Regions from separate parts of the Mus musculus genome. Here region 1 is linked to region 2. The links are chromatin loops, found by intact Hi-C in ENCODE. Cell type or tissue: gastrocnemius. All regions are shown on one strand. Links, peaks and the distances in the headings refer to the core of each region. The heading gives the core; the rest is flanking DNA. Region 1 holds the start of Gm16863 (predicted gene, 16863). Region 2 overlaps Gm16863 (predicted gene, 16863).

What was found. Hi-C counts contacts between places; a loop is a spot of excess contacts. Peaks named below come from ENCODE experiments on the same cell type or tissue, not always from the same donor. Only the 100,000 strongest peaks of a DNase experiment are listed, where the experiment ranks them.
Region 1: a loop joins it to region 2, with 2.3 times the contacts of the local background. A loop is called at or near these places in 6 of 42 quality-filtered maps.

Annotation. Positions count from the first base shown.
Region 1 is chr16:21,288,502-21,299,610 of GRCm38, forward strand. Gm16863 (predicted gene, 16863) reads right to left here and starts at 8,371. Exons shown (of 5, transcript NR_046162.1): 1 at 8,270-8,371. In gastrocnemius, for the core only: CTCF peaks have their summits at 6,455 and 6,673; DNase peaks (open chromatin) are centred at 4,693, 6,657, 6,833 and 8,035; H3K27ac peaks cover 2,274 bases.
Region 2 is chr16:21,239,455-21,250,563 of GRCm38, forward strand. Gm16863 (predicted gene, 16863) reads right to left here. Exons shown (of 5, transcript NR_046162.1): 5 at 8,045-9,757. Among named protein-coding and RNA genes, the nearest start is that of Mir7680, 11 kb to the right of the region's middle. In gastrocnemius, for the core only: a CTCF peak has its summit at 6,581; DNase peaks (open chromatin) are centred at 6,011, 6,112, 6,612, 7,225 and 1 more place; H3K4me3 peaks cover 2,035 bases; H3K27ac peaks cover 1,300 bases.

The DNA of each region.
Region 1 (11,109 bases), core at 2,171-10,170, 50 kb after region 2:
AAGTTAAGGATGCATTGTAATCCCTGGGGCAATCATTAAAGAATTAATGCAGAGAGGTATAGCTACAAACCCAATAGATAAATTTAAATGGAATTCTGAAACTCCAAAAGAAGGCAGAGAAAGAAGCATAGAGAAATAAAAAACAGAGGGGCAAAGTAAAACTAAATTCAACCATATCAATAATTACATTAAATGTTAATGGACTAAACATTCCAATTAAAAGACAGAGATTGTCAGATGAGATTTTTTTTCCTTAAAAAAAGACTTAATTATTTGCAGTCTACAAGAGATGCAACTCAAATCCAAAGACACAAGTTGAAAATAATGGCAGAAGAAAACAATCATACTCATATATGCAACCAACAAAGTGTTTCAAATACATGGAACAAAAATGGACAGATTCAAAAGGAAAGACAGACAATTCAGTAGTTAGAGTATTCCTTAGTGAGGTTCCCTGTCATTTGTCCTGATTTACTGTCAGGATAAATATGTTTAGGAAGTCATTTTCTGGGCTGAACTGTGGACTGTGGGTCAAAGGCTATTAGACATTTCAAGAACTGACATGGTCCAAGATGATTTTCCCTTCAAAACAGGGAGTTAAAAAATATTTATCCTTATTTTATGTGTATGTGATCGTCATGCAGACATATATGTGCGTATCATATGTGTGCCAGTGCCTGGGGAAGCTAGAAAAAGTCAGGATCCCCTGGAACTGGAATTAAGGCTGCAATAGTGAGCTGCCCAGTAGAGGTGCTGGGAACCAAACCAGGGTCCTCTTGAAGAGCAGCAAATGCTCTTAACCACTGAGCCATCTCTCCAACCCCTAAATGATGTGTGTTAAGTGTTTCTGATTGAACCATTGAAACCAGTTCTGGGAGGAGTATTAATGATGCTCAGTGGCCTCTTCTGTCAGCTATATCTGAACTAGAATGAGGCTAACGCAAGAGTGAAAAACAGCAGAGGGAGGCAAAACAGCCTCAGCTACCTAATTTTCAGCCACTCAGAATCCCTTCGTAACACACTTGATGAGGTGGCTCAGGTGTCAAAGACTCCAACAAGACCTAAGCTCACCCTCAACTGTTATCAAGATTTGTTCGGTCTGAAGAAGCACGAGGCAGCCGGTGCTTGTCATGTGTCACAATCAGAGGAATCCTTGTTAAAGCAGACTGTCGGGCCCTGTGCCCAGAGTTTCTGATTCAGCAAGTCTGAGGTGGGATGTGGTGCTGATGCTGCCAATCTGGGGACACGCTTAAGAACCACGAAGGCACACAGAAGGCCAAGGGAGCCTAGAAGAGGGAAGTTGTTCTTATTTGGCATGGTGCCTCAGTGTTGAATGTCAGAGCTGGAAGTAAGGGTGAGGGGTGGAGCAAGAGAAGAGAGGGAGGATCCGGGCTGGGTTAGCTGCAACCCAAATCAGGAAGGATCTCGTTTAGAACAAAGAACCCAGGCTCAAGAAGCAGGACTTCAAATTCCATGTGATCTATGTTTATTTATGTTGTATATGGTTGGGGAGTGGCACGTATGTGGAGATCAGAGGGCAGTTTGTGGGGGAGTTGGCTCTCTTCTTACCATGCATATTCTGGGGACTGAACTCAGGTCATCTGGCTTGGCAGCACGGGCCTTTTCCTCTTAAGCCACCTCGTTGGCCTTAGCCGTAAGATCTCAAAGATTACCTAAACACTTGGAGCCTCATTTCTTCACCCTGTATAATGGCTTTCCAATGAGAGAACGAAGGTTAAGCACCTGGCACCGACCACACTCAGTCACCGTTACAAGCATAGGCAGAGAGTGGACTGTCTGCCCAGGCTCAGAGTAGGCTTTTGTGAGTCGAGACAGAGTGTTAGACCTAGTCCAGGACAGTGTTGCCTGAAAGTCTTCCTGAGGACGCCAGGAAGTTCCAGCGTCCTTCTCAGACTCTTCCCTACCTGAGTCAAACTGTTCACTGGCCTACTCAAACTCCATACCAAACTCAAAGCCAGGTTCAGGCTACTGCACCTAGCCAAGCAGGGCTGCTTGCTGCAAAGCACCCAGCTCAGCCTTATCAGGCACCATCCAAGAGTGCAAGTGGCAGCAGCTTTTGATTTTTTTTTTCTTTTTTCTTCTTTTTCAAGCAAGAAAGCAAAGGGAATTCAGTCCATCTGCATTAAGGAAGGGGAATTCATTCCCTGCCCCCCTGAGTTCTGAGATAAAATGGTTCATTTCCATGAAAATCAAAACTCCAAGATGATTCTTCGCTGCAGCTAGGCCAGAGCAACAGGCCCTTCCCTCTTCTCCTGTCTGTCAGTGAAGGCAACTCTGCAAGCATATGGTGCTGTGTTGGGAGAGGGAGAGTTTCCAGAATGCCTCAGAAATTGCAACAAGATAGTAGCCTTCACCCCTGAGCAGTCAGTCTTTCTCCTGAGCTCCAACCCCTCAGTCAGACACACTCAGACTCAAACCGCTGCCGAAGCCTTAGACATGTGTGGTCGTGCCTGTGGAGGGCCTCAGAGGAGATGAAGGTGGCATTAATGGGAACTCCTCCTGGAGCTCGAACTTTCCCTGGCAGTTCTTGACCCTGACCTAGTCTCAGACACAGCTAATTCAGACCCTGCAAAATGCTGCTCTTCAAGGTGCTGTCCTAGTGAACCCCCGTCCTGTCTTCTGCTCTTTGTCTGTGTGGTTCGATCAGAGCCTAGGCAAAAGCCAAGCTTGGTCATCTTGGGGAAGCATTGCTGGTGGTTGGAAATCATGAGTAAAATTTGAAAATTAGCTGAATAAAATCCTGCTTAGGGAAGCAAGTTTCCCAGCAGGGGGAATAAAGGCCAACTGGCAAGGCCCGACAGGAACAATCAGACAGTCTCTGGATTGTGCACCTTTGGGATCATCCACCCTTCCCCAGCCCTCCTGAAGCATGGGAAACTGAGAGATACTCACATAAGGTGATTGTCTAAGAAGGCTCAAGAGAGACCTAAAGCCAAATTCCTGCGCAGTTCCCACTGCTCTCCAGATTCCCCCACGCCACCTCTCCTTTTCTGATTCCTTCATCCAAAAGTAGTTTACATTATGTATCTGCTCCCCAAGGGCTATTGGCCCTGGCAGATGTTTGTGGCAGAACCCTGGTACTGGTCCAAGGGTTAGACATTCTGAGCCCTGTGTGGGGCAGAACAGCTTGAAGGTGTAGGTGGATTTATCTCATCGGCCAACTATTGCCTGGGTTAGTGTCTATGTGGAACAAAAGGACAATGAACCCCAGCACTTAGTCTTGTAAATCGGTCCCCCAACTTTCCCAGCCTCATATGGGGTTCTTTTCTTCCTGGAAAACTGAGACCCCAGGTAGAGGGGGCAGGGTAGGACCAGGTGGGACCATGTTTCTAAATCTCCCTGTTCTCCAGGTGTAGCAAAACTGACTTCTGTCTTCTTTGACTCAAATTTTCCCTGCTTCCACTCATGTCTCCACGGGGCAGCCTTCTTCTGCAGAAGCCTGGTGGCGATTGCAAGAGAAATCCCAGCCCAGGCCTCCATCACCACCAACCCCAAGTCTCATTGTGTGGATATGGCTGCCCTAAAACTCACAGAGATCTGCCTTCCTCAGCCTCAAGTGCTAGGTCAACAATGTGTGCCCATGTAGTCTCTGTGGAGGTTTGAGGACTGACTGGGAGGCATCCAGGAATGCAGCAGGCCAAGGAGCTGAGGAGCAGGGGGTGGGGAGGATGGGGGGGGGGTGGGTAGGGGGTGTGGGGGGGATGGGGTGGGAGGGTGGGCGGGGAAGTATGTATCACAAGTCTCTCCTAAGCTCTTCCCAAATCCTTGGGTATAGCTAAGTGGCTTCTGAGAGTCCACATGCTTGGTTTTCATTTGAGTCCCAGCTCAAAAGTCTTGTTTTCCAGCCTTACGTCATTTTGGCCAGGTCTTTTGACAGTATGTTCTAGGATCCTGGCTTGGGCTGTTAAAGATATGAAGTGCTACCAGTTTCCTATACCAGGACACTGGCCTAGCGTATACACATACACACAAACATGAGGAAGACTACACATACATATATATACGAAGGACATTGCACACACACACACACACACTCACACACACACATATACATATATACATATACACACACACACATACACATTCACACATACACACACACACACACACACACAGAGAGAGAGAGAGAGAGAGAGAGAGAGAGAGAGAGAGAGAGAGAACCTGGCCTCCTAGTGCAGAGCCTGAGCCTTTGGTGATTTGGGGCAGGAAGGTGTCGACTCAACATCCTGTTTAAACTTGGCACTAGTCAAGGTTTTTAACAGGGGTTCTGACCCACCATCCTCCCTTTCCCGGGCCTTCCTGCACATTGCTCTAATCAGTTTTAGCTTTGGATCTAATTCTGCCTCACCTTGGAGCTCAGGCCCTGGACCAGCCGAGGAGGAACAGTGTGATGTCTCTGTGCCACCAGACCCACATGGTAATTGGGGACCGAAAGGTGGGAAGAAGAAAGGAGAAAAAGAACAGAGGGAGGGACAACAAAAACGAGACAAAAAGTGGGACGAAGGTGTGCGTGCAGTGTCCAGTTGTAGGCTGATAAATGTGATAGGGCTCAGGGTGGTGCAGGAGGTTCAGAGGACCCACAGCAGTGGAGGGGGAAAGGACCAATTCCACTCGGGCGGGCACAGCTGCCAGGGATCTGAGTCCCCTGCTGGCCATCTGAGCAGAGGCTCCGCCTAGCCAAGCACCCAGCCCCTGTGACTCCCGGGTGGAGGGACCCACATTCCTGCCCAGCAAAGGCCGCTTTAATCAAGGCTCCAGATCCTTCCTGCAGCCGCCCCGGGGGGGACTGTAACGCTAAACACATTAGTGTGTGAGATTGAAAGGTAACACATTCTCATGGAAGCCCTCCGAACAATGGGCCTCAGGTCTGGGTTTCATTTGGAGGAACTGTGCGGTGGGAATTTCTCTAATCAAATAAAAGAAAATGAAAAAAAAAAACCCTCTATCATTCACAAACTTAAATGCTCTTAATTGCATTAATTTGAAAAACACAAAGTCTTTCTGAGTATGGTGTTGGAGCTCGATAGGAGAGGAAGCTCAGGGCTGGGGTCTGGTGGCAGCAGACGGTGCTAGGCAAGACAGTCAGTGTGGCCAGGACTTGAAGGATAGTCTAGCAGAGATTCAAATGACAGGTTAGCCTCTGTCCCCCCACCACCCCTCCCAGCCCTGGTATTTCCGGGATCTCATGGTCGCTGAAGAGGCCTGACAGCCCCATCAGGCCACTTGGCCTGGACCTGCTGCTGTCACTCACTCCCAAAGAGGGAGGGCAGACTCTCTGCTCTGTCAGCACCTACAGCCTGGGCCCAGCTGCTCATCTTGCAACATGCCCCACTCTGGATGCCTCCAAAACCCCAGGCCTCAGACTGTCCTTCATAGCCATTAGCCCATACTGGACCTCTTTGGACCTAGAACTCTGTCTTCACAGATGATGGAAAGAAACAAGCTATGGGGCTAGAAGCTTGAGGAGTGGGAACACCTGACACTTGAGGAGTGGGAGCACCTGAAGCTGACACTTGAGGGGTAGGAGCACCTGACAGTTGAGGGGTGGGAGCACCTGAAGCTTGAGAAGTGGGAGCACCTAAAGCTTGAGAAGTGGGAGCACCTGAAGCTTGAAGAGTGGGAGCACCTGACACTTGAGGGGTAGGAGCACCTGAAGCTTGAGGGGTGGGAACACTTTAAGCATGAGGCTAAAGGAATGGGAACCTTCCTATTCTGAGTCCAAGGCACTTTCTTCAATTGCATTTCTCACTCGGGGGTTTAAAGGGCTATCCAGTGCCACAGAACTCCCTGAAAGCAGTTATAGAGCCTGTAACAGGCAGTTGTAAGCTGCCTAACCTGGATGCTAGACACTAAACAGAACCTCCGATCCTCTGAAAGAGTGATACAAGCTCTTCTCTCTCTCTCTCTCTCTCTCTCTCTCTCTCTCTCTCTCTCTCTCTCTCTCCTTTCTCTCTTTTTCTAGACAGGGTTTCTCTATGTAGCATTTACTGTTCTGAAACTGGTTATGTAGACCAGGCTGGCCTTGAACTCAGAGCTCTGCCTCCTGGGTGCTTGGGTTAAAGGTGTGTGCCACCATGCCCGGCATGATACAAATAACCGCATAACCATGTCCTGAACCTCCCCATTCTCCTTGTTCTTAGGCTTAGAGCAAACTCATCTTTTACAAATCTTTGAAGCCCTGTGAGTCTCCCATGTGGATAAGAAGCAGGATTATCCCGTGCCCCAGATAACTGAGACCCTGAGACAGAGGTTGACTTATTCAAGGACACACAGTATCAGGATCAGCACTAATATTCCAGAAATGTCTCCACTGTGGCACCTGCTGTGTGCTGAACCCTCTGCCAGGCTCTCTGTACACAAGAGCACCCTGATTTCACCAGAGCCCAAGCTTTTTGGCCACAGGTGGACTCCTTCCCTGCACCACACTGCCTCCCAAAGACAAGGATGGAACGCCAGGCCTTTCTAGAGCTCTTCTCAAATTGTCTCTTTGTGAAGAATGCTGTCAGCCGTCAGCCAACACCACTTACTCAGAACTCTGGGCGTGGACTAATGAGGGACACGATCCTTGCCCAGACAGACTGGAGGCTTTTCAGGCAGCCAGAGATGCAGCACTCCAGAGGGAGTGGGGGAGGGGCCCCCACTGATTCTTGACGGAGCCATGTGACCCTGACTAAGATCTCTCTCTCTTGACCTCAGTTTCTTCACATGTCTAGAAGGGACTGGAGGCATAGGGCTTGCTAAGGACTTCCTAGCCTAGGACCATATGACTCCCCGAGAGGCACAGGCTAGCCGTGCTTGGACAACTCTCTGGCAAAGGTGACTTGCTAACCCTTACCTTCCAGCTTGGCTGTCCGCCAGAGCTCAGTGTATAAAGCTCAGGAGAGGAACTCACTCAGGACAAGGGGAGCCCGGGGGGGGGGGGGGGAGGTGACGGTTTACAAAAGCACGTTGTGTTTAGGTTTGCAGACCTAACAGAGAATTGGGAGTGGGCACATGCTTGTCCCAAGCAGGCAGATGTTGCTTTGAAGAACTTCTAGGGGTAGAGTCTTGGGGAAAGGGGATCTCATGAGCCCATTGCTGCTGCGACCTGATTTGATGTGCTCAGGAAAACATTGCTGCCGCCCCCCCCCCCCCGCCTCCTTCCCCCCAACTCACATCTTTCCAACTCTTTCTGCCACTCACAGAGTTGTAACTGAGGTCATGTGATGGGAAGCGCTCAGAGAAGCTGTTGTCTCCTACACCACCCGCCTCACCTTCACCAAGAATGCAAAGGACAGAACAGGGGGTTGAACCCCAGTACCTCCGAAACTCAGGGAGGGAGACCTCAAACAAAGAGGGTTATAAACTGAACACCCGGTGTGCCTCAGTTTAAGCAAACCCAGTATATCCAAATCTAAAAATAGCTCCTTCTATTGGAATGCTTTCCCATATGAATTCATTCCCATATGAGAGAAAGACTCACTAGCTCTTTTCTTCAAGAAGCCAACTCCATTAGTGCATTAAAATACGACTCAAGTTGCCAAATGTGATTTCATATGCAATCCCTCTCCCCGCCCCCAACATACTTCTCACTCTTGATCCCTAAGGAATACTCCGCCTTGAATAAAGAGAGGTTCGCCTGGGGGTGGGGGGGACTGCTAACCAACATGGCAAACACATGTCCTGGATTTTCTGAGACTGGCTCACTTTCTAATATTAGGTTTCCATTGTCCCATGAGAACTCTTGGAACGATCAGGCCTTGGGGACTGGCCATACAAATGGTCACTATAGAGAGGACAGTGTCCTGTCTGACCCCCCTTTCCAGCATTGCAGGGCTTAGGGGCAAGGCAGGTTGGAGAGCCCTGTGGCGGTAGAGAGGGTAAAGAGAGTTCTAGGATTGGGAAGCTTCGTGGGGTGGGGGGTGTTGGACGCAGGGTGAGTCAGCTGAGGAAGGCAGCCCCCCTGGGTTCCTGGGATCCATTAGAAGCATGCCATGTGAAGCAGACAGGCTCCCTGCACCGTGCTCCTCCGGGAAGTGAGTGGGCGGCGCCCTGGAAGGTGGCCAGGGAAGAGCAGCTCCATGATTAAAGGGTTGGAGACTGGGACTTCTGAAGCGAGACCAGGATGGCTAGTTATTTATGCATTCATCTCTTGGTTCTTACCTCTACACACTCCACCCCACCACCCAGCAACCCAGACCCACAGCCCAGCCCTGGACCCCACATGGGGTCTTGGGACAGTGGGAGGAAAGGCAAGGACACTACTCACCCTAGGTGTGCCAGCAGGAGCTTCAACACTTGGGCATCATAAAGCTTTATCCCAGAAGCCTCCCAGGATACAAGTTACCAGCCCTGCCATCCAGATAAGGACACTGAATTGAAATTCTTTGCTCACACGCGGCCAAGTGGAATGAGAACTGGGTTGTCTGATTCTACCACACCACATCCAAAGCAGATGATGAAGGAAGGCTGGAGCCAGAATATGAGGATGGAGAAATCTGACAGAGTGCCACTTGGTCTTTTTCCCTGGGGCTGTTTATGTGGAAGTGCTAGTTGCCAAAGCAGTGCTAATAATGGGGCTGGGGCTGTGTATTGAGCATTTATGTATATAGCAGATAACACACACACAGACATATTCACAAACACATACACACACAGATACACATACATACACATACACACGTATATTCACACACACACACACACACACACACACACACACACACACACACACACCACTCTAACATACACAACAATTTCCTAAGCTATTGTGATCCATTTTACAGTCAGGGAAACAGACTTCTAGAGCCAGTATTAGTTAGGCACAGCATTTAAAAGAGGCAGGGGAAGAATTTCCACAAGAATTTGCTCTGTCTTCAAAGCCCATGACCCTCGTATTTCCCCTCCACCATGTGTGTTTGCTAGAGCCAGTTCTCTGTAGGAGAGAATTCTGGGAATTATCTCTAGTCAACCTGAAGCCGTCCTTAGAATCCAAGAGGTGTAAACCAGAAGACTAGGTAGGGCAGGTTAGCTACTTTCCTGTGCTGCATAGTAACTCCGTCTCTACTGTTTCCTTTTTTGCATTTCTCCCATGCTTTGAAGCCTATTTATGCTAGGACTGAACTTAGACACCTCTTCTAGTCTTCTCTGATCTAATCACAATGTGCCTCCCTCTTTGAACTCTCTGTCTGCCCTTTGTGTAGCAGCCCAGAACACTACGCTTCTCCTGTTTATCTAGTTCAAATGTCTGGAGGAGACAGACTGCGTTGTGTTTAAGGAAGGGATTCCTATGTGAAGTTTCAGAGCAGGGATTGTAAAGTTACAACCTGGAAGGTTGAGTGAGTCACAGGGTAGTGTTTCTGCCAGTAAGTTGGGTGACACAGCAGAGAAGCTCACCTACCAAAGGTGTCAGACCCAGAAGCAACCCTAGCCACTCCTCTGCCTCCCATCACCTTCCCTGCCAGTTCTGAGTTGCTTCTTTGTGTTCAGAGGTCTTCAGTCTCCAGGTTTGTGCACCTTAAATAATAGCATCACTGCTGGGGAGTTGTGGTCTCACTAGAGTCAGGGTCCTCCAGGCCTATGGTTGCGTGGCCTCTCCATCTGGTGGGGAGTCTGAGATCAGCTCTTCGTTCTAGGCCTAGACTAGCTACTGAGTTTTCTACTGGGCTTTGCCCCTAAGAAACAGCCTAGACAGGGATACAACACAGCCAAGCAAAGGAATCATTGTGACTTAGGCAGTGAGTGGTCTACTCTCAGGATAAATAGCATGCAGGGGGCAACCCAGGAGGAATGAGAGGCTAAAATAACAGGGTGATGGAAGACAGCCCGCAAAGGGGACAGAAGAGACTCATGTCTGAATGAGGGTGGACACGATGCAAGAGATGCCCTGACTGTGTGCTTCAAGGTTTGCTGGCGTGGGTCAGGGATGAAGTCACTGGTAAAGGGACTGGCAGACATGGCAGAGGAGAAAATGTTCAGTCTCACTAGGGACCAGAAGAATAGAAAAGATGAGGATGGGTCAAAGGACACCACAGAAAGACCTACAGAGTCAACTAACCCAGGCCCGGGGGCCTCACAGAGCCTGAACCACCAACCAAAGAGTGTGCAGGGGTTGGATCTAGGCCTCCCACACATATGTAGCAGAGGTGCAGCTTGGGCTTCATGTGGGTCCCCTATAAGTTGGAGCAGGATTGTCTCTGACTCTGTTCCCTGCCATTAGATCTCCTTCCCCTACTTGGACTGCTTGGTGGGGCCTCAGTGGGAGAGGATGTGCTAAGGTTCGCTGAGTCTGGCTGACTCAGGACTGGGTGGTACTCAAGGGGGGCTTCCTTTTCTCTGAGGAGAGGGGAGAGCATAATGGAGGAGGGTATTTGTAAGGGTGGGACTGGGAGGAGGGGAGGGACGGGGCCCAGGATTGGTATGTAAGGTGAATAAATAAATAAATTTGATGATACAGGCATACAGCAAGTGGAGCAGCTAAGACAGAAGCCACCGGTGACCTTGCAGGAGCAGATTGAGCTGAGTTGTTTTGGAAGCCAGATTGCAGGGCATTAAGAAAGTGGCAGGGGGTGCGGGAGCAGGAGAGGTTGGAAGACTCGGAGAACACTGGCAGGAAACGGAAGGACAGAGATGGCACCTGGAAGGCCACAGGCTGAGCAAAGACCTTCTTTTTGACGGACGATGGGAGAGCCTCTTAAAGTGATGCCACTTCTGAGTATAAAAAGCAAGCTCTTATAAAGATTGTGTGTGTTTTCTAGACTGAAGAGAAATAAATTTCATTGGAATTTTGGGGAGCTTTATATATTTTGTGGGAACCACAGGGAAAGGATTTTTGATACTAGAATGGTTCTGGAAAATTGCTTTGTGGATCCAGGATGAGTATGTGTGTGTGTGTTTCTAGGGATCCAGGGTGAGTTTGTATGTGAGTTTCTAGGGATCCAGGGTGAGTTTGTATGTGAGTTTCTAGGGATCCAGGGTGAGTATGTGTGTGGGTTTTTAGTCCAAGGTGAAAGAGCAGGTAGGAAAGGTGTTTGAAAACAGGAACTGAGTTTGATGGCACACCTCTGAATTCTAGCTACTCAAGCAGCTGAGGCAGGAGGTTTGCTTGAG
Region 2 (11,109 bases), core at 1,602-9,601:
CAGAGCCTGGCACTCCTGTCTGCAGAATGCCTGGAGATAAGCACAGAGAAGAAATGGGGGAGGGGTGGTAATAGGTCGCCACTAGGGCCAGGCAAGATCCTGTGTGAAGGAAAACCAAACCTCTAGACTTCATCAAAGGAACTTCTGTGTGAGGGAGGGCACCTTGGAGAGATCATTTGGGTTCATGCTGCCTAGAGAGGGATGAGAGAGGTGGTTAGGAACAGTCTGAGAGGCCAGTGACAGGATCCAGGACAGTAGGTTCGTCCTCTGGCACTAGCTTCCTGGCCAGCCATCACACTGTGTCTGACTCTTCTGAGGGAAAACGGGGTTCTTTGCCATGCCAGTCCTGGCTCTCGTCTCTTAGATCAAGGACGAAGACACAACCTCAGAACCAGGTGAAGCAGGACTCTAGCCCAAGCCAGTATGTGCTGTCCTGACTAATGTCCCTATCCTGCTGTCACCCTGGGGGTCTGCTGGCCTTCTGCCCTGCAAACACTACTCCTCATTCAAGGTGCTGCTTGTGTTCCATGACAATCCCTCCTGCTTTCTGACTCAGCCTGTGACCCCTCCTCAACTCTTTCTGGCCACTAACTACCAGAGAACGGTCTCCCCCTGACTGCCTCCATAACAGGCGTCCCGGAGGCTCCCACCTCAGCAGTGTCTCTCCCAAACCCTTTCTGCTTTCCTCTCCTTGTGAAATTCAATGGCTTCCCTGACCTTCCCCCTCAGAGTATGGGTCTCAGTCTTGTTTATTCCTGTCCTGTCCTACCTCAAAGAGTTCCCAGGGTTCCCTCTGCTCTTTCTAAGTTCTCTATGGAGTTCCCAACCAAGCTCCCAACAGCAACTTCTCAAGGAATGAGAAGGGACCCTCTTGACTCCTGATGGATAGAATCTTATTTCTAGCTCTTCTTCTGGGATTGGGCTGGGCTTGGACCTCTCCTCTCAACCCCTTCCTTTTAACTGAGGAGGGCCACAGGGGTGGTGAGAGAGTTAGAGAGAAATAGGAGGGGTAGGAGAGGTGGGGGAACCAGTCCCGTGTTGTTCTTGGCTTGGAGCCCCCAGCCCCAGGGAAATCCTGACTCTGTGGAAAACTGAGCAGGCAGTCAGGCAAGGGAGGGGTTGGGGGGAAGAAGAGGAGGAGAGGGAGGAGGATCAGGGCTCAGTGTGAGGTGGGGACTCCTTTCATAAATCAATCCCACCAGCCTCTCAGGCCTGACAAAAACCAGAGACCCAGGATCCCTTGGGGGTCAGGGCTGGGGAAGGGGCACAGACCCTGGATGGGCTGTAGAGGAGGAAGGGCTCGCTGAGGACAGCACCCGGCTGCAGCACCCCACCCCCAACACCATCAACAGGTGTGTGTGGTGGCAGGGGTCTCTGAAAACAACATCATGACTGCCAGCAGAACTGGGGTGGCTGTGACAGATTGACAGGGGAGCGCCCCCCACCCCCACCCCCACTTGCCACTCACAACATTTTTATGGCCCAATTCAGGCCTGGCTCAACTGCTAAGGCATTGACATTAGGTTATTTCACCTTTGCAGGCCTCCATCTCCTCAGTAAGGAGCTGCTGTGGGCCTGTGAGGGGGGAATGACTATTGCCAGAGGCAGAATCCCACTTTTCCATCCTGATGGCTTCTCTAGCTTTCTCAATCCTTGCTAGAAAAAAAAAGGATCATTGTCTAGAGCTAATGGGTCAAAGGTTAGGAGTCTGGACTCCACCACTTGGTAAATGTGGCCTTGTGAGATTCCAGAGCCCTTTAGATTCACAGTTTATATCTGAAAGGTGAATGTCAAAATGTGGCTTTGGCAGGGCTGTCTGCCAGTGGCTAATGTATGTGAAGTCCTGGCAGCACACATTCCCAGTGTAAGGTCTCTCAGAGTCTATCTCTCAGGCATCTGCAGGGCTCACAGCCTTCTCAAAGTAGCTTCTCTCCTTTAATTCTTTTTTTTAATTAATTAATTTATTATCTGTAAGTACACTGTAGCTGTCTTCAGACACTCCAGAAGAGGGAGTCAGATCTCGTTACGGATGGTTGTGAGCCACCATGTGGTTGCTGGGATTTGAACTCCTGACCTTCCGAAGAACAGTCGGGTGCTCTTTCCCACTGAGCCATCTCACCAGGCCCCTCTCCTTTAATTCTTAATCATTCATGAGAATCAAGGGGCTACAGCTTCCAGTTCAGCATTGTGGCAAACCATTCCAGCCCATCCCACAGCACTCCCACCTCTCTTAAGTGATCCTTGAGTCTCTTGTCCCCACTCATCACACAAAGGCCAGCACCTCCACTTGGCCACCGCCTCAGTGGGACAGAGTAACTCTGGGAAGGTATTGCATAATCAATAAACACGTACTTGGATATAAACTGTCCTAAGCAGCCACTGACCGTGCCTCCAGTGAAGGTCCAGCCTCAGCCATTTACTGGGCCCTCATCCTAGGGAATTCACTATGTAGACCAGGTTGTCCTCAGATTCAAAGAGATCAGCCTGCCTCTGCTTCTTGAGTGCTGGGATGAAAGCTCTGTACCACACCTGGCATAAGATTCCTTTCAAGTTCTTCCTTCACCCTGTCCCATCTGGAGTCCTGTGGTGACTGAAAGTCAATACCACCTTGCAATGGCTTCCTGTCCCTGTTAGGGACACTCGGTGTCAACCATATACTGAAATCACCCATCAGAATAGGGATTCACATTTGAAGTTAATGCTGTTCTGAGAGAAACACAGCCATGCATTTGGTCCATAGATAATGTTTCCTTGCAACTATGTCGTGCTCTGACTTTCCAGGAAAATGTGACCAACCCATCTCTATGACCAATCTATGATTCTCCTCCCTTGGCAGGTATCCCTTCTTCTCCCGCTGTCAGGACTCTTTCCTCATAGGAAATCCTTGGAGTGTAGTTAGTGGTTGGTTAGTAGGTGGGCAGACACTGTCCCCTGGCTACTGTAGGCCCTTACCATTGAGTTCAGACAAACCTACTGGGCCAAGCCAGTTTAGCCAGAAAAAGCCAGCAGGAGGCTGGTCTAACTAACCTCCTTAAAACACTTGGAATCTATTGTTTATTCTTTTCCCCAATGACTGCTGACTTCCAGGACCTTATGCCTGCTGCAGTCCCACGAGTCCATGTCCCAGGGTGTAGGGGCAACAGAATCAAATTCACGGGCCTCCAGATTGCTGGCTGACCCTCATATAGGACAGAATTCTGTGACCTGAAGGCACGGGCTGCTAGTGTTTGTGGGCATGTGAGAAGACCAGAGGAAGGGGTGGCTGACGAGTGAGAAAATGATCCTTGCCCAGGTCAGTCTTATCTAGAAGCCAGCCTCTGAGAACTAAGGCAATGCTGGCCCTTTGGGCCTCAGGCCTCTTGCTTGCTAGGTCTCGCATTTACTTGGGTTGATCAAGGTCTGTGACTCCTCTAGCCACCTCAGCTGTGAATGGCTTAGAAAGCAGTTCTCAAACAGCAAGGTCCTTCTGCAACTTCCACAACAGGTGGGCTTGCAATCTCTGCTTGATCGCTCCCAAGGATGGGCACCCATCGCCTGCCTGTCAAGGCAGCTGAGAGGTTCAAAGTGGAGGGTATCCAGCAAGCATTTCTTTCTGACCCCTCTGTGGAAGCGCAGAGGGGTCAGAGAGCACAGCTGTGGCTAGACATCCATGCGGGAGGGAGGTGGGCAGGGCTGCCGGCTTCGGGTGAGGCACAGGCTTCTGGAAAAGAGGCTACAGGCAGGGAGACAAAGGACAGGGTTTGAATCACCACTTGGCCGTAACTCTCTGTACAGCCTTAGGAGGTTTCGCCTCTCTTCACCTCAGTTTTCACAGCTACAAATGTGGTAGGATGGGCTTCAGGCTGGTAGGATGCTCCCCCTGGTGAAAGCCACTCTTCTGTAAGTCTGAATGTCTGGCACTGGTCTGCAGGGGCTGGGCTGGCTAGAGAGAATGAGCCCTGTGTGGGGCGGGACAAGGTCCCTTTTATTTCTCCAGGCTTTGGCAGGAGCCTACAACCACCCCCTCTCCCACCAAGGTCAAGCGGACACTGACCTGGGGGGTATAGCTGCCTTGAACAGTTGGGGGTCAGGAGCTGGTGTCTCAAGCTACAACAGCGCTGTGTGCTTTGTGTTCCTCACAGCAATCCCAAGTCTTTCTTCCTTCCTTGATGAGGCCCCACTGGCCCTGGTAGCAAACAGGTCTGCCACCTACAAACCCAATGGCCTTGAGCAGGTCATTTGCCCTCCTGATCTGGGGTTTAGTGACTCTGATGGCCACCCTGCATGGCTCCAGGGAACAAACAGCTTGCATGCTTCAGGAAGACCTCCTGTGCTGTTCAACATCAGAGAGAGAGAGGCCTTTGAGGCAGAGGTGCCAAGGAACTGAGATGAGTCTGGACCTGCCCCTGATGTCACAGTCTTTCTGCCTGTCTGTCTTCCTGTCTGTCTATTGGGGCATTGGAGGCCCTTGGGTCCAAGGCTCTAAAATGTGGACAATTTAAGGCAGCCAAAGCAAACCTTCCACTTGCTCTGTTTGTGCCAAGAGCTGAATCTCTCCTGGCTTGATGGGTTCCAGGTGTGCTCTGTGCTCTGCCTCAGTGGATCTGGTTGTGGCAATACTATCTGTGATGCTGCCCCATGGGCTGGGAAGACTCAATGAGGCCAGACCTCTCTAGCCTGGCCTCCAGCCTTTGCAAACTGTAAAGCTGGATCAGGCCCTACCCAGAATGGTGGGAGAGATGATAGCCATCTGCTCAGAGGGTCCATGGTTCAAAGCCAGGAGGTGCTGTCCACATATCCAGCAGCACACAGGGGAGGGCCCCAGATTCCTCCTGCCTTGACCTCAGGAGGTGGGAGCTATCCAGACAATTTTCACAGATCCATAAAACTGACTTAGTGGGAGGTCAACTGTGGGAGTGGCTCCAAGGAACCAGGTGGGAGCCCAGAGGGCACCAATGAGGTTTCTTTTATTGCCATTATATATTAATTATCGTGTGACAGCCATTGCTTACTAACTGCTATGTGGGCTTGCGTGTGTGATCATGATGGCACCTGAGGGGTTGCCTCAACCCTTCTCTTTTTGAAATTATTATCATTATTAATTTTAGCCTCTGTGTTCTCAGTAGTCATCCCATAACACAGTGTTATTGCTACAGCTTCTTAAAGCGCCTACTGGCTACAAGTGTAACACCAGGGTGTAATTACAAACATATTATATTTATATTTGGCTAATTCTGCCTTCTTCCAGACTGTAAGCTCCTGAAAAGGCAGTTGGCTGCGTGCTAGTTTCTTGCTTCAAGTTATAAGTACCGGAACAAGTCTGGTGACTGCAGTTATGGATGAACCATCGAACCCCAGTCAGGAAGGAGGCACCAAAAGGTGAGACAGGACTACTCTGTCCTGTCCCTGGGGGCTGGGAAAGGGGACAGTGGGAGAAAGAGGCTTTCGGAGTTGGTGTGGAGCTGAGCTGGGAGGCCACAGCGTTGACAGAGAGATACCATCCTTGGTGAAGCAGGTGCAGGTCTGGGACAGAGCAGCTGGACAAGGCCTCTGGCCCCACCCAGAGGGGAGCTGCACCTCTGGCCCCAGGAAATCCAAGGGAGTCTGAGGATCCAGCTCTATCTTGCATCATAAGACCCTCAAAGTCCAGAAGAGCCACCAGCTCTCTCTCTCTCTCTCTCTCTCTCTCTCTCTCTCTCTCTCTCTCTCTCTCACACACACACACACACACACACACACACACACTCAAAAGGGCATTCTGCAAAGACGTCAGTGTTTAGGCCATTTGGGGAACAAGGTGGAGGCAGGGTCTGATTCCTGAAGGTGTAGGATGGATTTCCCCAGCTTGGGTCCTTTCTGATTTTAATCTCTACCTCAGTTTCCATTCCCTTATATCTACAGTGGGATGGAAACCCTCCCTTGGGTGTTGGTCCCACCGCTCTGGGTCTGCTCTCACCCCCAGCATGGGGTGGGGTGGGACTTACTGCCTGGGTCTCAGCTTCCACATCTGTCATACAAGAAGGGTGACTCCCATCTTCTTGAAGGCCCCTTCCAGCTCCAACTTGCTTGGTTCTATTCTGAGAAGAGAGCCCCACCTCTGGGGAGGGGGAGCATGAACATTCTTTCAGCTGCGATTCAACCCGGGCACATGTTTGCCCAGCCCCATCCTTCACATTTAGCCTGTAGCTGTTGCCACGATGGGCACGCCCTTGGCACCGCACTCTCTTCCCTCCCCCACGAGCCAGAGCCACAGGTGGGTGGCTCGCTTCTTGTGATGCCTAGGGGGATTGGAAGGACAAAACAAGGGGATGGGAAAGAAGAGGGAAGGGGCTGGGTTTGTAGAACTGGAGGTGTCCCTGAGTACTTGAGTTGAATTCCAGCTCTGTCCACGCAAGTGAGTGTTCTAGGACAAAAGTTTTATTAACCTTTTGGGACTCTGTTCCCTCTTTTATGAACTAAGAATAATAAAGATTTTAAAAGCATTCGATTACTGTGAGGATTAATTGAAAGAATACTTGTCAAGTGCCTGGTTTATGTATAGCTCTGTTCTCTGCAAGACAGGCACCACACCCCCTTTTTCTGTTCCGTGAAAGCCCTGTGGGGGCGCTTTGACGACTTTCTGAGAGGCGCTAGAGGCAGCCCGGCCAGCTCACCCTAGTGACAGTCTGAGTCCTGGGCCTGGAAGCCTCAGCCTGGAAGCCCGGCTTGGCCGCTGGCCCTCCTGCCCCACCCCCACCCGCCCTGGGAGCGCACCAGCGCCTTTGATCTGCAGCCTTCAGTGGGATTAGGAGTCCGCGAGCCGGGCTCCCTGGGTCCCCGCTCCCCGTCGCCTTCTCTCGGGCCCTCGGGCTGGCTCCGCCGCCGGTGGTCCCCGCCCCTCCTCCGGGCAGGCCACTGGGATTCCCCCGCGACAAGCTGCACAGGGAGGGAGCGGAGGCCCGAGCGGGAAGCGTCCTCCTGGACATTTTTGGCCGGGGACTCTGTGTAAAGTGTTTAAAAAGAAAAACTCTCCGGAGGAGGATGTAACCTTTTCTTAACATCTGGGGCTCAATTAGCTAATGACAGCAAAGCCTTCTCCGGTGTCGCTGACCCCTGGGCAGCAGCCCGGCTCCCCCACCCCCGGTATTTATACAGCTGCGGCCCCTCGCTGGGACGGGGAGCAGGGGGCTTGGCTGGGTTATCTCGGCGGAGATCCGCCGCCCACCCCCCCAAAAACCGAGAAAGGCTTAGCACGCAGTCCCACCGCCAGGCCCCTCAGCTCTCCTGGGCGTCTCTCCCTCGCCCTTCCCCTCCCGATCCTTCACGGCCCCCGCCTCCCTGCGCTCTCCCTCGGCTACGCTCCCCTCCCCCGCACCCTTCCTTTCTGCTGCGGCCCTCTCTCCCTGCTTCTCTGCTCTCTTTTCCCGGTTCGCGGGTCTGAGTTTCGACCTGAGTTCGCTACCCCTCCACACTCTTCCCCTTGGCTTCTCTCTCCTCCTCCCCTGCCTCTGCCTGCCTGCCTGTCTCTTTTCTCCCTGCTATCTGTCTCTCCTTTCTCCCTAGAGGCCTCCCTTTGCTCTCTGGCCCTCTGAATGGTTCCCTTGTCCGCCTCTCCCCCCGGGTTCCATGTCCATTTTAGCGCTTCCTCCCCACCTTTGTCTCCCAGCCTTACCCTCTGAATGCCTGTCTGTCTTCCGTGGAGGTGCCCTGTCTGCCAGACATCTACTCACACTAGGGCACAACCCTAGTGCTGGGCCACCTGTGGGCCAAGCATCCTGCCCAAAGCCCCTAGCTGGACACTTTGGGAGCTGACTAGGGTCTCAAGTGTGCAATGTTTAGGAGAGTGACATTTGTCCCCGTTCCGGGTTTTAAGGGCTTGTGTTGAGGCTCTCCTGGTTACAGCCAGAGGGGATCTGAGGGCTTATGAAGACACTCATTGGCTCCAGCTGCTGGAATCTCACTTTCCCTGCTTGGGCCCCCAGGCTCCTTCTCCCCCACCACAACCTGCCTATTTTGAACCCAGGGACAGTTTAAACACTCCCCATTCCGTTTCCTTCAGCACAGTAACGCAGGCCATACACTTTTTGGTTCTTTTTTTACTTTTTAATCACCAGTACCAAGGAGAAAGCGATAAAGCACAGGAGAAAACACAGAAAGGGCAACGCGCGCAAAATAGGCATGCCCGACGGCAGCTCAGAGGCCGGAAGGAAAGCACAGAACGTAGGATGCCAAGGAGTGGATTTTGTCACTAACGCCATTGTTTCTAGAAGTCTGTAATCTTGGAGCATTACTTTACAGGCCTCAGTTCCCTCTATAAAATGGGTCTGATTGTAATTAAGCAACAACAAACCACATTGCTTGTAAAACAGCAGACATTGGGAACCGGTCTTTCATTTGAGTTTTGTTTCCTGAGAAAATCTGGGAGTTTAGGATTCCCCCACCCCTTCCCCAGAATACAATTATATTCCAAAATTCTTCATCTCAGTCGTTAAAGCATATTACATTCTCTCATCCCCCTTCTATCAAAGGGCGAGGGCTTCAAGTTCTTTTAACAGAAAACGACAGACACAGGCAACGTTTGTTAAGCGGTGGGAACTGTCCCAGAGTTCTCCAAGCCCTTTGGATGAGGATACGAAGGCCCCGCGGTGTGCTTTGAGGGTGCTTAGTGGATCTTCAGGAAAGCCAGCCAGGCAAACAAACAAGACAATACTGTTGCCCAGATTCACACGTGGGAAAACAGAGAGATGGCGTTGTCTAAGGACCACCGACGTCTCCGAAGAAATAGCACCACTGAACTGGATCTGTTCTCTGGCTGTTTGTGCTGATGGGGCAGAAGAGAAGGGTTTCTTGGAAACCTTTGGAAGCTAGCTAGATTCAAGTTAGTGAGGGGCCCAATTGTCACCCCCCTCTTGACCCTGAGCTGGCTTGGATTGGTTCAGGAAGCAGCGGGTCCGCCGAGACATCGACTGCTGCCCCAGTGCCCTCCGGATGGAGAGTGCCGAGACGACTTAATTTGCAGGAAGACGCTCACACTAGCTCATCTCGGGCCAGCCAGGACGCAATGGGGGGTCGGATTTGGCTCCTCCCAAGACCCCTCCCCAAAATCCTGTCTGGGCGCACGCTAGAGGTAGTGGCGGAAGAAACCAGAGCTCTGGCGCCAGCGCCGAGAGGGGATGGGGAGGGCAAGCCTCTGGGAGCTTGGCTGCCTCTTGCCAAGGTCAATCAAGCCGTCCCATATTCAGGAGCGCTGCGAGCACCGGGCAGCGGGCCCAGCCAGGGAGGGTGCACCGTACCCGGGCGAGCGCTTCCCGCGCCTCCCGGCAGGTGCTCGAACCTTAAGCGGGCAAGGAGCCGGTGCCCAGGCAGAGGCCAGAGCCCGGCAGCAGGCGCGGGCGTGGGAGCCGCCAGGGCGGAAAGAGTCCCACCTAGGGATGTTTTATGCTAATATGCACCTGGCTGGGCTGCGAGTAGAAGGACCCTGACCAGAAGGAAGAAGTTCCGGAGAGCCGGAAACTTCCGGAAGCTCTTGATTCCACGATAAAAGGCAATTCTACGGCTCGTTTGCTGGGTGGCCTTGGGGAAGTTACTTGGGGGCGTCGTGGAGCTTCGGTTTCCTTCTCTAAGGAGAGAGTGTGGGTCAGGTTTCTTAACGAGCTCGGGCAGTCTCTGCCTGCAAAAAGATGGACCTTCTGACCTTCGGTGTTCTGGAGAATAGGTGAGGTCCGGAAGTAGGAAGAGCGAAGTCCTGGAGAACACAGAGGATCCAGCCAGGGGAGCCAGGATCATATTCCCTTCTTCACTGTTGACAGAGTTGGAGTGAAGAGGTCCATAGGTTGATGGCAGTTTGTTAGAAGGAGGTGGCTTGGAGATAAAAGCTCATGGGAAATGGTGTGGGAGCAGAGTCGAGAAGCACGTGCGCGTGAGCCTGTGCGTGTGCATGCGTTATGCTGGGACCCACCTGAACTTAGTCGTGGCGAAGGTGGGGTGGGGTGGGGTATAGATAACTGATGGTGTCCATCAGGTTCCGAAGAAGGAGCCTGGGAGCCGGGACCCGTGCAGGAAGGAACAGTAAAGGCCAGTTAGGGTTGAAGTGTAAGGGAGAAGGAGAGAGAGAGAGGGAGAAAGAGAGGGAGAGGGAGAGGGAGAGGGAGAGGGAGAGGGAGAGGGAGAGGGAGAGGGAGAGGGAGAGGGAGAGGGAGAGAGAGAGAGAGAGAGAGAGAGAGAGAGAGAGAGAGAGAGAGAGAGATGGGATGCTTCGTGGCTGCCCTCATTTCAGTTCAGTATTGCTCAAAGTGGGAAGTAGATTTTGGGAAAAATTCTCCTGAGAGAGGGTAGGGACTGAAGGGCTACTGGGCAGTGATACAGACGAAGCTGGGCTACAGGACTTGGAAAGCAAAGTGAAACCCTTCTAAGGAGATGGGAAAGGGTTACCTTCACCAAGACAGGTTTGTGCTTTTCCATACATTGACTCACAAATTCCTCCCAGGCATTACGGTTTTGATTTTTTCCTGAGTATATATGTGTGTGGTGTGTATGTGTGCATGTGTGGGCTCTCAAATGTGTGTGGGAATGTGTGTGATCACGTGTGTGAAGTCTGAAGGTGGACATCAGGTGTCCTCACTTGCAGTCCGTCTATATTGAGCTAGGGTTTTTTGCTGAACTTGAGGCTCCCAGTGTTGGCTAATCTGGCTAGCTAGCTTGCTTTGCTGAGCCTTTGTCTATCTGCACTGGGATTACGGGAGGGCCACTATGCCCACCTGGCTGCCACGTGGGTTCTGGGGATCCAAATTCCAGTGCGTTTACTCTTCTTATGAATTGATTTGTCAATTCAGACCATGTTTCTCTACTAAACCGCTTTCCATGTTCCTAAGGTCTCAGAATATGTTTTGAATTTGGGTTGAAATATCAACAGTATTAAATATTTTGGCAGTTATAAAGACAAAACTCTTTGCAGTTAACTATTAACTATTCTCTCCCCGACCCCACTCCTCTTCAGGGTGCCGCATAGTCCAGACTGGTCTTGAACTCCTAACCTTACCTCCATTTCCCTTAGTGCTGGGATTGTAGGCATGCCCCACTACCCAGTTTTCAGTCAAACTTTTTCTTAGACTGGAATTTCAGTCTCTAAGGTTGGGTATTGCTCCACTCTGA